Linked DNA regions of Homo sapiens: region 2 is linked to region 1. Evidence: read pairs that join two places in POLR2A ChIA-PET (ENCODE). Cell type or tissue: CD4-positive, alpha-beta T cell. All regions are shown on one strand. Region 1 overlaps C1RL-AS1 (C1RL antisense RNA 1). Region 2 overlaps ATN1 (atrophin 1).

Region 1 (2,500 bases):
GAGCAGCGGGTCTCCACCCTGTGGTGTGGGAAGACCCACAGGCCCTAAGATCCTTTCACGGGGTCTGTGAGGTAACAAAATGACTTTCATAAAAATACTCAGATGTTCTTTGCTTTTTTCCCTCTCATTCTGTCATGGTATATGGTGGATTTACAGAGGCTACGTGATGTGCAATGATTCATCCGTGGCAGTGAGCGGGATGCGTGCTTGTGTATCTTTGTGATTTAAAATGTTCTCAATTTTGATTTCTAGTACAGTGACTATTAATAGATATACCCTACATAAGCCAAAGCTCTCTGGAGTTCTCAATAATTTTTTAAGGGTATAAAGTTTGAGAACAGTTGCCCTAGGGTGACTACTAGTAGAAAAAAGCAAAGAAGTATAGCTGAAAGGCCGATGTAGAAATGAAAATGGATGTCTGAATTTGGGGGGACTTTTTTCTAATAGGGTAACCTATTAGAAATCATCCTGGTCTGTCTAGAAATGAGGTTTTCCTAGGACATGAGGTTTTCAACACTAAAACCAGTTAAGTTCCCCGACACGCCAGGACAGTTGGTCACCTTATTGCTAACACTTCAATCATTTACTTCAGTTCCCTTTCCCTTACCCAAGTGTCCCTAAAGAGCATAGGCCACCTCTGCTCTATGTTAAGGCCCCCAAGTGCAGGTAAGGGAGCTGGGATTCCTGGCATGCTAAGTAAAGGTAGCAAGCTACCAAATTGTAAGGATACTATGTTTACAAATATAGAAAGCACCCGTGAGAAAAATCTAAAATAACTGCTTCCTATTAGAGTATGGGGTTGTGGATGATTTAAACCATGTTTCTCTGTTTAGTAAAACTTCTTTAATATTATTTAATAACTTTGATAGTTACAAAATAAATGTATCTGAAATTATAATTGTGACCAGATGGTCCTTTCTGAGCCAGACAGGATTAGAGAATGAGGGGATGGATCCTTTAATCGGCATCTTTAATCCACATGATTAATGAAGAAGTTTTTGTCCTTGCATATAAACTTAGGCCAGGCATGGGTCTTTCCAATCTTAGCTGGGCAAACAAGGTTGGGGTGCTCCAGTGACTTTATTTTTGGTTTTATTTTTGAAAATCGTGTTGGTGCTGCCCCCTTCTGTCCTGAAAGGGGAAGGGCAGGACAACAGAAAGTGCCTTGGGGCTTCCTGGCCAGGGAGTTTCTCTGCAGCCTTCATGAGCCCCCAGCATTTAGAGAGGAGCTTGCCCTCTCCTGGAATCCAAACAGCCACAGGAGAGCCCAGGCAGAGGAGTCTGGGGCAGCACGAGCCATTTCTGTCCACAGCTTCCCTGTCTTATCTCTAGATACCTTGCCCTGGGCTGGGACACGTGGGGGCTTTTGTGCCCAGTGCCAGGTGAGGAGGGAGATACAGGAGCGAGGTGAAGAGCAGCAGGGGTGATGAGGCGGCTGAGTCAGCCAGACTGGGACCCTTTGCTTCTGTCTGGCATGGCCAGTGGAGATGTGGACAGCCCAGGGCAGAGGGGTGACCCTAATGGGTCACACTCCTCCACCCCCAAGTTATCTCAGGCTTTCATGTCAGGGCCTTGACTTCCATGCCTTATGGACACCTAGGCAGTCGCTAGCTCAACCCCAATGGAGTGTCAGCCACTAGGTTTAGCCCTTAAGCCCATCCTCCCTACTCTGCCAGTATCTAAAATCTCAATCAATCGTGCCCCTTCCCAGGTTAAAACTTTTCAATGACTGTGCCTCCTGATCCATGAGATGAAGCCCCAGCCACTTGTTTGTCTCGTCAGGTTCTTCCTTCATAATCAGGCTCTGCATGACTTTCTGGCTTCGCTCTCCACCGCTGCCGCCTCGCATGTGTGTTCCAGGCGCGGTCATGATGCTATGGCTTCACAAACATGCCTTGCGTTTGCATGTGTGACTCCCCGACCAATGCCGTGTTCTTCAGTCATCAGCATAACATGCTGCTTAAAGGAGTGGGCTTGTGTGCCACACTCACCAGGTTTAAACCCAGGCTCTACCATTTAAAAGTTTGGTGACCAAGGCCAGCTTACATAATTTCTCTGTGCCTCTTAACATCCTCATCTGAAGAACAAGGATGAGGACAACGGTACCCACACCAGAGGGTTGGTGTGAGGGTTAAATGAGTTAATAACCAGAATTGCTTAGGGCAGTGTCTGTCATTTGGCAAACAATAAATATCATTACTTGCTTAGGAAGCAGAATAGAATAGCAAAATGGTTAGATCAGTGGTACTCAACAAGGAGCAGTTTTGCTCCCCAGGGGATATTTGATGATATCTAGAGATTTCTTTTTTCCATTACTGGCATTTAGTGGATACAGGCCAGTGATGCTGGTAAGCATCCTAGTGCACAAGGCAGCAGGTCCCACAACAAAATGTTACCTGGTCCTGAACGTCAATAGGGGCGAGGTGGAGAAACTGAGGGTTGGGTGGTCAGGCTCCAATCTGTTTGGGTTCAAATCCCATCTCTGTCTTTTATTTCATGT
Region 2 (2,500 bases), 180 kb before region 1:
CCCCACTCTTTCCCTCCCCCAACAAGCCTCTCTGTCTCCAATCAGCCCCCCAAGTATACTCAGCCTTCTCTCCCATCCCAGGCTGTGTGGAGCCAGGGTCCCCCACCACCTCCTCCCTATGGCCGCCTCTTAGCCAACAGCAATGCCCATCCAGGCCCCTTCCCTCCCTCTACTGGGGCCCAGTCCACCGCCCACCCACCAGTCTCAACACATCACCATCACCACCAGCAACAGCAACAGCAGCAGCAGCAGCAGCAGCAGCAGCAGCAGCAGCAGCAGCAGCATCACGGAAACTCTGGGCCCCCTCCTCCTGGAGCATTTCCCCACCCACTGGAGGGCGGTAGCTCCCACCACGCACACCCTTACGCCATGTCTCCCTCCCTGGGGTCTCTGAGGCCCTACCCACCAGGGCCAGCACACCTGCCCCCACCTCACAGCCAGGTGTCCTACAGCCAAGCAGGCCCCAATGGCCCTCCAGTCTCTTCCTCTTCCAACTCTTCCTCTTCCACTTCTCAAGGGTCCTACCCATGTTCACACCCCTCCCCTTCCCAGGGCCCTCAAGGGGCGCCCTACCCTTTCCCACCGGTGCCTACGGTCACCACCTCTTCGGCTACCCTTTCCACGGTCATTGCCACCGTGGCTTCCTCGCCAGCAGGCTACAAAACGGCCTCCCCACCTGGGCCCCCACCGTACGGAAAGAGAGCCCCGTCCCCGGGGGCCTACAAGACAGCCACCCCACCCGGATACAAACCCGGGTCGCCTCCCTCCTTCCGAACGGGGACCCCACCGGGCTATCGAGGAACCTCGCCACCTGCAGGCCCAGGGACCTTCAAGCCGGGCTCGCCCACCGTGGGACCTGGGCCCCTGCCACCTGCGGGGCCCTCAGGCCTGCCATCGCTGCCACCACCACCTGCGGCCCCTGCCTCAGGGCCGCCCCTGAGCGCCACGCAGATCAAACAGGAGCCGGCTGAGGAGTATGAGACCCCCGAGAGCCCGGTGCCCCCAGCCCGCAGCCCCTCGCCCCCTCCCAAGGTGGTAGATGTACCCAGCCATGCCAGTCAGTCTGCCAGGTGAGCGGCCAGGTGGGGCGGAGGTGGGCCTGGAAAGGGGACGACGACAAGGCGGCGACGAGAGAGGGAGTAGCAGGGAGGGGCCTTGCGCTGGTGTAGTGTTTTAGAAAAGCACGCCCCTCTCCTCCGTCCAGGCCTAGTGGCCAGTGAGGCCCGCAGCAGCTCACAGCCTGCAGGGGTGGTTTTGAGGCGGGGGCTACAAGCACTCGCCGGGGCCGCGGCGCTGCGGGCTCCATCGGGCAGCTCGCACCGCCTGAGCGCCCGCTGCTTCCACGCCCGGCAGGTTCAACAAACACCTGGATCGCGGCTTCAACTCGTGCGCGCGCAGCGACCTGTACTTCGTGCCACTGGAGGGCTCCAAGCTGGCCAAGAAGCGGGCCGACCTGGTGGAGAAGGTGCGGCGCGAGGCCGAGCAGCGCGCGCGCGAAGAAAAGGAGCGCGAGCGCGAGCGGGAACGCGAGAAAGAGCGCGAGCGCGAGAAGGAGCGCGAGCTTGAACGCAGCGTGGTGAGTGCGTCACTGCCTGCGCCACCGCCTTCTTTCCCTCTTTCCTTCCTTCCCTCTGCGCTGCGCTGCGCTACGCTACGCTGCGGGGCTGTGGCTGGGTGGGCGGGCGAGTCACGTCGCCACCTGTCGGAGGGGAGGTACCACTGCAGCCCAGGAAATGGAGCCCAAAAGGTTTTCAGCGAGAGCCATCTGCATTCCTGGGTTGGGAAAAGGCATGCTCAGATGGGACTACCTGTGGATCCCAAGAAGGGCAAATATTCGGGAGCGGGGGCCGCAGTTAAGTTCCAGGTGGGCAGAGTTTCAATGAGTTGAGGCATTTTGGCATTCGGCTGTCGAAACAAATGGGCAGCTTAAAACCAGCCACCTCTTTTCATAACTGCCGCTTTGACTCCACTTTTCCCTGTATCCCACAGAAGTTGGCTCAGGAGGGCCGTGCTCCGGTGGAATGCCCATCTCTGGGCCCAGTGCCCCATCGCCCTCCATTTGAACCGGGCAGTGCGGTGGCTACAGTGCCCCCCTACCTGGGTCCTGACACTCCAGCCTTGCGCACTCTCAGTGAATATGCCCGGCCTCATGTCATGTCTCCTGGCAATCGCAACCATCCATTCTACGTGCCCCTGGGGGCAGTGGACCCGGGGCTCCTGGGTTACAATGTCCCGGCCCTGTACAGCAGTGATCCAGCTGCCCGGGAGAGGGAACGGGAAGCCCGTGAACGAGACCTCCGTGACCGCCTCAAGCCTGGCTTTGAGGTGAAGCCTAGTGAGCTGGAACCCCTACATGGGGTCCCTGGGCCGGGCTTGGATCCCTTTCCCCGACATGGGGGCCTGGCTCTGCAGCCTGGCCCACCTGGCCTGCACCCTTTCCCCTTTCATCCGAGCCTGGGGCCCCTGGAGCGAGAACGTCTAGCGCTGGCAGCTGGGCCAG

What was found. ChIA-PET counts read pairs that join two places held together with the same protein. Peaks named below come from ENCODE experiments on the same cell type or tissue, not always from the same donor. Only the 100,000 strongest peaks of a DNase experiment are listed, where the experiment ranks them.
Region 2: POLR2A ChIA-PET joins it to region 1 with 5 read pairs; 28 of 35 experiments call an interaction of 5 or more read pairs at or near these places.

Annotation. Positions count from the first base shown.
Region 1 is chr12:7,112,362-7,114,861 of GRCh38, forward strand. The region is part of intron 6 of C1RL-AS1 (C1RL antisense RNA 1); the gene reads left to right. Among named protein-coding and RNA genes, the nearest start is that of C1RL, 4.4 kb to the left of the region's middle. RefSeq lists an enhancer at 906-1,407. In CD4-positive, alpha-beta T cell, a CTCF peak has its summit at 1,126 (motif pointing left); a DNase peak (open chromatin) is centred at 1,120.
Region 2 is chr12:6,936,492-6,938,991 of GRCh38, forward strand. ATN1 (atrophin 1) reads left to right here. Exons shown (of 10, transcript NM_001940.4): 5 at 1-1,070; 6 at 1,354-1,576; 7 at 1,990-2,500. Among named protein-coding and RNA genes, the nearest start is that of RNU7-1, 6.1 kb to the right of the region's middle. RefSeq lists a silencer at 1,038-1,107. In CD4-positive, alpha-beta T cell, CTCF peaks have their summits at 1,712 (motif pointing left) and 1,922; DNase peaks (open chromatin) are centred at 330, 1,560, 2,450 and 2,500; H3K4me3 peaks cover 1,877 bases; H3K27ac peaks cover 2,275 bases.